Regions from separate parts of the Mus musculus genome. Here region 1 is linked to region 2. Evidence: chromatin contacts called from ENCODE Hi-C or POLR2A ChIA-PET data. All regions are on one chromosome and are shown on one strand. Each heading gives the region's core, a stretch centred on a gene start or an enhancer-like site at or near the end of the contact. The rest is flanking DNA. Distances are from core to core; before and after follow the strand shown. Region 1 holds the start of Tead2 (TEA domain family member 2). Region 2 holds the start of Aldh16a1 (aldehyde dehydrogenase 16 family, member A1).

Region 1 (4,262 bases), core at 71-2,570, 61 kb before region 2:
AGGGAAAAAGAGGAACCTAAGCCTGGGACCTGGGAGGCTGTTCTTCCAGTGAGGAATTTGCATTGGGACTGCATGGGGTTGAAGCCACCTGACCAACTCAGGTGCAGTGCCTGAGGCTGTGTTTGGATTTAGGGAAGACCAGAGTCTCGTTAATTGGCAGGAGTGAGACTCTCCTGTCCCACTAAGAAAGAACAGGTGCTCAGAGAAGGGCAGCAGCTGCTGGAGAAGCAGAGGCTAAGTCCAAAACCAACACCCAGAGAGAAGGGGACAGAGAGATCCAGGGACAAAAATCCAGATCGACACAGCAAAAGGGGGCATAGTCAGGGCCCAGACCAGAAAGTAACCACAGAATCAGGCGGGGGCGGGGCTGGGTGCCCATCAAACTTCAGGCCTTGGGACTCAGTCGCCCAGCCATCTGGAGGACAGAACAAAGAGCCCAGGCATCCCCTCCCCCAGTTCCCCACAACCCCTGCTGTGGGCGAGGCCAGCATGCGAGCAGCGGCCCCGCCCCTCCCCCGGGCTCGGTTCCAGCCCAAGTTCCCATCGACTTTCCGGAGGCCAAGAACAGGGAAAACTTTCCCCATACAGTCAGATACCTCCTCCCTAGAGGTTTTATGTTATCCAGAACTCCCAGGACCCCAAAGTTCTGAGTCCCATCCCTCCAATTTTGGACTCTTGACCTGGTAGAGAGAGGTTAGGTGAACAAAGATCTCAAGCCCAGCCCAGTGTCGCGACGACGTTCAGGACCCCCACAGGCCGAAATCCCAACCCAGCCCACCCCCATGTGGCCAGACAAAGAGACAGACGAGCCAGGCAAGACAGACGGACATCTCTAATCTCCTGACCCAGTCACCAATCCTCGGAAGACCAATGGCCGAAGGTCCAAGGGGCCCTATGGCTCTCCCTTGGCCACTCCCGCTCCTGCCCTGCTCCGTGTGGGGGCCACATGCCCACAGGGCGGATACTTGCACGAAGGATGGCCCAGGGGTCGAACTAACAGAAGACCCGTGGTCGCTCCTTCGCTCCCACATCCGCAGCCCCCGGCCACCCCGCGCGCTCCCCCAGCCGCAGACCATCCCCAGGCCCCTAACTCCGGAGAAAGTTCCAGCTCCACACTTCGGCTGCGTCCCCCGCGCAAACTCCGGCCCCGGGGCAGAAAAGGGCTCCGGGCAGTTCCCACGCGATCTCAGGAACACGCGCCTCACCTCATCGCGCGGAACTTCCCACCCCAACTCACAAACCCCAAGCAGGATCCCGATTCCCGCCGGCGCCTTCCTACCTCCCGGCCTGGGCAGGGGAGCCGCGGGCGGGCGGGGCGAGACCCAGAGAAAGTTGCCGGGAGCTTTGTTTGGGAAAAGTGGGAGGGACCGGGGGGGGGGGCGGGCCCGGCGGTAGGCTTGGAATCTCACAGGGACACTCGCTGCGAGGTGCTTGCTTTAGGAGAGATGAGTCCATCTAAGGACTGGGTAGGGTTGCTGGGGTCCCTAGGAGAGAAGGTGGTTATGGGGGCCTGGATTCATGACTTTAGAGGAGGAGGCTGGGGTTTGTAACTCTGGGTCTTAAAGAAGAATATTGGGATCTGGACCCTGGGTCTGAAGAAGAAGGTACTGGGAGTTGAAGGGAGTAGACTCCCAGATAGAAGAGGAGACATGACCTGGGTCACCCTGGGTGTTTGCTGAGGATGTGGGATTGACAGATACAAAATAATCTTTACCAAACTTATGTGGGTTTTTTAAAAAAGATTTTATTTATTTTCTTAATGTGAGTACATTGTAGCTGTACAGATGGTTGTGAGCCTTCATGTGGTTGTTGGGAATTGTTTTTAGGACTGCTGCTCACTCCGGTCTGCTCTGTTCGGCCCCACTCACTCAGTCCCTGCTTGCTTCACCCCAAAGATTTCTTTATTATTACACATAAGTACACTGTAGCTGACTTAAGACACACTAGAAGAGGGCGTCAGATCTCATTACAGGTGGTTGTGAGCCACCATGTGGTTGCTGGGATTTGAACTCAGGACCTTCTGAAGAGCAGTCAGTGCTATTACCTGCTGAGCCAGCCCATTTTGTGTTTTTATTTTACTCTGTTTTTTAACGTTTACATTTTATCTGTATGTTTTGTCTGCATGTATACCTACAGAGGCCAGAAGAGGGCACTGGGCACTGGATCCCCTGGAACTGGAGTTACAGATGGTTGTGGTCAACCATGTGGGTGCTGTAAGTCAAATCCAGGTCCTCTGGAAGAGCAGGCAGTGCTCTCAATCCCTGAGCCATCTCCAGCCATGTATACTTGTGTGTGTATAGAAGTGTGGGTGTGGGGCGTGGTAGCACATGCCTTTAATCCCAGCACTTGGGAGGCAGAGGCAGGAGGATTTCTGAGTTCGAGGCCAGCCTGGTCTACAGAGTGAGTTCCAGGACAGCCAGGGCTACACAGAGAAACCCTGTCTCGAAAAACCAAAAAAAAAAAAAAAAAAAAAAAAAAGAAGAAGAAGTGTGGGTGTGGGTGTGTAAAAGTGGAGATGAAGGTCAGAACCCGGGACCTCACAAGGGCTAGGCAGAAGTTCCAGCTCAGAGCTGTATCTGGTCCAACCAGTTTCTGTGTGATAAGTAAAGTGCTGGGGTGGGTTGGTTTGCTTCTGATGAGAACACAGCTTCCTTGTGACCTGGCCAGAGTGAAGCCTGTTGGGCTGGACCCCCTGCGTTTCTGAAGATCCACAGAAGTGCAGACTCCACAACTGCTTAGGCACTAGTGGCTGCAAGTGGCTCCTATCCCACTTAGAGGCAGAGCCTGGCTGCCTGAGGGCAGAGAGTTGGAACCCAGGGTTTTGTTCTCTTCAAACTGAAGGTCTGGGTAAGAGTGATATCACTGAGTTACAGTCCCAGCTCCTGTGGAGTTGAAGCTAGCCAGGGTGTTCTAGTTTGTTTTCTATTACTGTGATAAACACCATGACCAAAAGTTGGGGAGGAAAGGGTTAATTTAAGATTGCCATTGTGATCCATCACCAAATCACCAGGAAAGGAACCTGGAGGCGAGGCAGGAGCTGAAGCAGAGACCTTGGAGAAGCCCTCCTCACCGGCTCGCTCAGCCTTATAGCGCCTAGGAACACTGGCCCAGGGGCGAAACCACCCACAGTCAGCTGGCCCCTCCAACAGCAATCATTAAATCTCTGCCCTCAGGCACCCAGGCTCTGTTTATCCTGGGACAGGGGCCATTTCTGTGGACCTTCAGAAACACTGGGAGTCCAGGTCAATAGGCTTCCTGCTGGCCAGGTCACAAGGCCCTGCAGACTTGCCTATAGGCCAATCTGATAGGGATATTTTTTCAACTGAAGTTCCCTCTTCCCAGATGACTCTGGCTCTTGTCAAGTTGACAATAAAAAAAAAAACAAAAAACCAAAACCACCACCAACAACAAAAACTAACCAGCACACTGAAATACAAACATCCTTTGAGAAAACAGACAAAATCCCCCCAGCCAGCCAGCCAGGTAATGGTGGCATAGGCCTTAATCTCAGCACTCAGGAAGCAGAGGCAGGTGGACCGTTGACTCTGAGGCTCCTGGTCTACAGAGTGAGTTCCGGGACAGCCAGGGCTACACGGAGAAACCCTGTCTCAAAAAAAGAAAAAGAAAGGAAGCAAGCAAGCAAGAAAATGGCTATGAGCTGGACAGATGGCTCAAGGAAAAGAACTTACTGCCAACCCTGACAACTTGAATTCAATGTCCAGATCTCTCTCTCTCTCTCTCTCTCTCTCTCTCTCTCTCTCTCTCTCTCACACACACACACACACACACACACACAGGTCACACTGCTCAGCATAGTTCAAGGCCAGTCTGGGATGCATAAGACCCTATTTCTAAATTTAAAAAGCAAAAATATGAGAAAAAGAGGAAAAAGAAGCGCTGGCTGTCTTCAAACTCAAAGCCAAGAGTCGCTGGCATATGGGCTCTGTGAGTCTGAAAGGGAAGCTTAGACTTGGGATTTCTTGGGAAATATAACACAGGGCTGTAATTAGGGGTTTTTTGGAGGTAGCTGGGTTTTTTAAATGAAATCATCCGGAAAACGAGAAACATCTACAGTAATGCTCGGAGAGTCAATAAATGAGGGTAAACCAGATGGCGGAGTGCTGAAGGCACTTGCAGCCAAGCTTGAGTTCGATCCAGGGGACCTACACGGTGGCAGGTAAGCAGCAACTCCTGACAGTTGTTCACTACCAGGCATGGTGGCGCACGCCTTTAATCCCAGCACTTGAGAGGCAGAGGCAGGT
Region 2 (4,715 bases), core at 1,138-3,637:
CTCTGTGTCTCTTGCCTTCAGCTTCTACTGACCCTCTCTCAGGGTCTCCCATCCTCCCTGAGACATCCTTCCTTCCTACCTACCTACCTAGACACAGACATTCCTGTCTACATCTGTTTCTCACCAGGCTTTGGCTGGATCTGTGTAGAGTCTGGCCTGGCTGTCTGGGCTTGCTGGAGCTCTTTGGAAGCCTGTGGGGACAAAAGTAAACCATCCAGGATGTATCTGCAAAGTCAACCCCTTCCTCTGCTCCTCAAACGTCAGTAGGAGAACTCAGGACAGCTCAGGCTCGATCACATGGGGTACTATGCAGTCTATGCCCCCTTTTATTTTTACAAGAACTCCCAAGATCACCCCAACTCCATTTCATTTAGAACCTAGGAAACCTGAGGCAAACAACTACAATCCCCACAGGCCTCACTGCTGCCATGGGGCACTCTGGGAACTGAAGCCACATCTCTGAGTGCCAATTAATAATAGATTCTTAAATACCCAGGTTCCCACCAGTCTAGTCAGCCCGCACCTTCAGCAGCAGCTCCTGAAACCGCACCGTCTCTTCACCCATCGACTCTGTGTCGCTTAGTTCTGGTGCCAAAAACGTCGAGTCCGCCATGGCCCTAGGAAAAAGTCCTAGGCGTCCAAAAACGTGAAGAACGTTTCGCAGATAAGCGAAGCTAGCCTACTGTAGGGTCACAGCTGATTCGTTTGCGTGTGTGTGTGTGTGTGTGTGTGTGTGTGTGTGTGTGTTCGATATAGGGCTTCTCTGTGCAGCCTTTCCTGGCTGCCCTGGAATGCTTTGTAGACCAGGCTGGCCTCGAATCCTGCCTATGCCTCCAAAGTGCTGGGATTAAAGGCATGCACCATTACCTCCCGACCAGGACCAGTGAGTACACCCAGGCCTCCACCCAGAATCCCAAAATTTGTCCTGAGAATGGTCTACAGTTCCATTACGATGAAGGCTCCGTTCTCAAGTCGGCTGGGTATCTTGATAGGTCCTGTTTGGCCAATGCATAAATGAAAGCCACACTTCCGGCGTCTGTATAACTAAGGAACTGAAGTAGCCACCGTTAAGCCCACCTCAGCGCCCTTCATCCAAAGCAGGCACCTACAGGGACCACTTGTATGAAAGAGCTGAAGCCACGCCCTCCTAGCCAACCAATCAAAAGTAAGGACTGAGGAGGCCTGCGAAATGACACACTTCCTGAATCAATAAAACCTACATATCTGCCCTTCCCAAACCTCAGAGGTTACAGTACAGAAAGGATTGCCACTCTGAGAACTTTAGTATCTCCTGCTCTTGTCTATCATGAGTTAGGCTCTGGGTCTGATCCCACTCAACACACACCCAGTCTCAATGCTATTAATCGCCCTTTTTTGAACATAATTAATGTTTTTGCTTATAAAGAAGTTATAGAGGCAGAGGAGGCTGGAGAGATAGTTAAACGGCAGAGTGCTGACTGCTCTTCCAGAAGAGGAGAGTTCGATTCCCAACACCCAGATTGCGACTAACAAAGCCCTGTAACTCCAGTTCTAGGGGGATCTGTCGCCTCCTCTTCTGGCCTCCTGGGGAACTGCATGTACATGATGCACAGACAAGCAGGCAAAATACTCATGCACATAACAATAATCTTTGTTTGCTTCTTTTAAAGAAAGAAAAGCATTTGGGGTGGAGAGAAGGCTCAGCAATTAAGAACACATGTTATTTTTGGAGATGTCTGGGGTTAAGCTCCAAACAGCCACAACTGTCATGAGGCTCTCTCCAGCCCAGCGGCTGCATCGCCCTCTTCTGGGCTCCACAGGCACTGCAGACACATAGTGCAAAGACATACCTCAGGGCTGGGCGTGGTGGCGCACGCCTTTAATCCCAGCACTCCGGAAGCAGAGGCAGGCGGATTTCTGAGTTCGAGGCCAGCCTGGTCTACAAAGTGAGTTCCAGGAGAGCCAGGGCTACACAGAGTACATACAAAGAAAGATAAATATTTTTTTAGCCAAGTGTGCTGGCACACGCCTCTAATACCAGCACTCGGGAGGCGGAGATAGGTGGGTCTGTGAGTTGAAGCCAGCCGGGTCTACATAGTTAGATCCAGGGCCTCCAGAGCTCACAGTGAGACTCTGTCTGAAAAACAAAATAAAACAAAACAACGAAAATCTATTTTTTCTAAAGAGTCAAAGTGACAATAGCCGAAGGCCTTCTGCCAGTGCGGGACCCCACCCACCCACCCAACCATGTCTGTTCTCCCCGAAACTACATTTCCCAGCATCCGCCCATAGGCCGCATCGCGCGGCTCTAAAGTAGGCGGGTCACGTCCTATATAGCTCGCTTCCGGGCCCTACGGTTGGCCCCGCCCCTTTGATTGGAGTGGGCGGTGCCGCCCTTCGGACCTCCAAGTTCCTCTAGGTAGACCGTCCAGCAATCCCTCGCGGAAGGCTCCGGGAGAGCGATGGCGGCTACGCGTGTACAGCCCAGTACCCGGGAGATTTTCACGACGCTGGAGTACGGACCGGTGCCGGAGAGCCACGCATGCGCACTGGTGAGGGCTTGCCCCGCGGCCGCTGCTGCCTCCGAGTCCTCTCGGCCGCTTGGGGCGCGCGGGCTCCCGTCATCCACTGCGGCCTTCTCGGAAGCCCCGCCCCTCTGAGCGCGTGATTTCCCCTACAGTGCGGAAGCCTGGGCTGGGCGGCTGGCGGTGGGCGGCGATGGTTGTCCTCGCGGTTTTCGTTTACGGTCCCGAACGCCGCCGTAGTGTTTCCCCAGGACCCTTCAGGAACGGGTGGTCACTAAATCCCCATACCTCTCGCGGTCCTCCTGAGTCTTCACCTTGCTAGATCGTGGTTCCTTGTGGCCCCCGGCACTTTGGAGGCTCGCGGGAACGTTTAGAACCTCAAGTTCGTTTAGAACCCCAAGTTCGTCCAAAACTTGCTATGACTGCTCCCCTTGTTTCAATATCCTTACGGTGCTCTGTGATCTCCTGCCCCTTCGAACGTCATCTGAGTTCTCTTGACCCTCCTAGCCCATCCTATTCTCATTCTCCCTCTCCCCCTCCCAAGTTTAGTGGATTTCTTTGGGAGATTTTCCTGTTTTCGTACTTCATTTATATTATTCCTTTAGAGCCTCCTGGCCCAAGGCTCCAGAACCCTCTTGCAGCCTCATCGGAATGTGGTAGGGTTCCTGGGATTTTCTTTAAAACCAAGGACCAATCAGAATGCCCAGGGTCCCAGAAATTCTTCCAGCATCCAAGCAGGTATTAGGAGGTTGTAGAGTCTTTAGACTCTTAAGAGGAGTCACCACACTACAAAAGGACTCCAGCTTTGGAGGGACAGCATAAAACACTCTATAAAGTTTAGAGTGTTGATCCCAAAGATACAAGGAGAAAGATCACTGACCCGAAATCATCACGGCCAAAGTAATTTAAGCAAGTAATTAATTAAGCTAGCTTTTTTTTGAGGACACAAGCTGCCTCCCCAATAAGCTTTGGTTCTAGAAGTCAGTCCTGGATGTGAGAAAGACAAGGTTTTTATATATAGTTTGTGGATAGGGGGATTTGGCCACCAAAATAGTTGAGGTTACAGGAGCAGAACATACACATTATAATAACCTTCTGTAGTAAAGACATTATTGCAAGGTGTTCCTAAAATGGTAGCCATAACAACCTTTTGAAACAAAGGTAGGGTTGCAAAACAATTATAATATCTTTTTAAGGGCTGGTGAGATGGCTCAGTAGGTAAGAGCACCCGACTGCTCTTCCAAAGGTCCAGAGTTCAAATCCCAGCAACCACATGGTGGCTCACAACCATCCTATAACGAGATATGATGCCCTCTTCTGGAGTGTCTGAAGACAGCTACAGTGTACTTACATATAATAAATAATAAATAAATCTTTTAAAAATATATATCTTTTTAAAACCAAGACATGGTTGAAGTTTTCTGGAACAGGCAGTGCAGAACCATTTGTACTTAAGGTTACAGGTGGGACATAACCCAATCTTGAGAAACAGGTTTAATCAGAAACAGGAAAGAAGCTAGTTTGTCTTTAAGAGGCTTTCAAGCCTAAGATGGAGGCAGACTGGTTCATCAAGAGATGTCACCAAGATGCTGGTTAAGAGTCGGATCCCGGGCTGGTGAGATGGCTCAGTGGGTAAGAGCACCCGACTGCTCTTCCGAAGGTCCGGAGTTCAAATCCCAGCAACCACATGGTGGCTCACAACCATCCGTAACAAAATCTGACTCCCTCTTCTGGAGTGTCTGAAGACAGCGACAGTGTACCTATATATAATAAATAAATAAAATCTTTAAAAAAAAAAAAAAAGAGTCGGATCCCGCTGGCAGTGGTGACGCACATCTTTAATCCCAGCACTTGGGAGGAGGCAGAGGCAGGTGGATTTCTGAGTTCGAGGCCAGCCTGGTCTACAGAGTGAGTTCCAGGACAGCCAGGGCTACACAGAGAAACCCTGTCTCAAAAAAACAAAAAAATCAAACAAACAAAAAAAGGATAGGATAGATTCTGGACTCTGCTGACAGGGATGCTACGAATCCATCATAATGAGATGGAGCCTAGTGTTGCCTGGACAGACAATTGCAGTGGAGACTCCAACCAGGGAGATGCCAGTTAAAAGGTACTGGACTGTTGGAGTAACTAAAACTATAGATCCAGGTGAGAGGATTTGGGACAATTCAGAGACCCCAGCTGGAAGCTGGTTAGAGGCAGTGTGCCTCT

What was found. A loop is a pair of places that touch in the nucleus more often than their neighbours do. ChIA-PET counts read pairs that join two places held with the same protein, here RNA polymerase II (POLR2A).
Region 1: POLR2A ChIA-PET joins it to region 2 with 10 read pairs in Patski. The contact joins the promoter of Tead2 here to the promoter of Aldh16a1 in region 2. A Hi-C loop is called at or near these places in 4 of 37 maps with a recorded cell type or tissue (adrenal gland, gastrocnemius, mouse trophoblast stem cell and 1 more). POLR2A ChIA-PET finds 5 or more read pairs at or near these places in 4 of 5 experiments (Patski and embryonic stem cell).

What each region holds. Positions count from the first base shown.
Region 1 is chr7:45,212,850-45,217,111 of GRCm38, reverse strand. It overlaps Tead2 (TEA domain family member 2), which reads right to left and starts at 1,320. Exons shown (of 12, transcript NM_011565.3): 1 at 1,280-1,320.
Region 2 is chr7:45,152,208-45,156,922 of GRCm38, reverse strand. It overlaps Aldh16a1 (aldehyde dehydrogenase 16 family, member A1), which reads left to right and starts at 2,387. Exons shown (of 17, transcript NM_145954.2): 1 at 2,387-2,531. The coding sequence starts at 2,442. Pih1d1 (PIH1 domain containing 1) reads right to left here and starts at 2,620. Exons shown (of 10, transcript NM_029406.4): 1 at 2,383-2,620; 2 at 524-617; 3 at 125-191. The coding sequence starts at 613.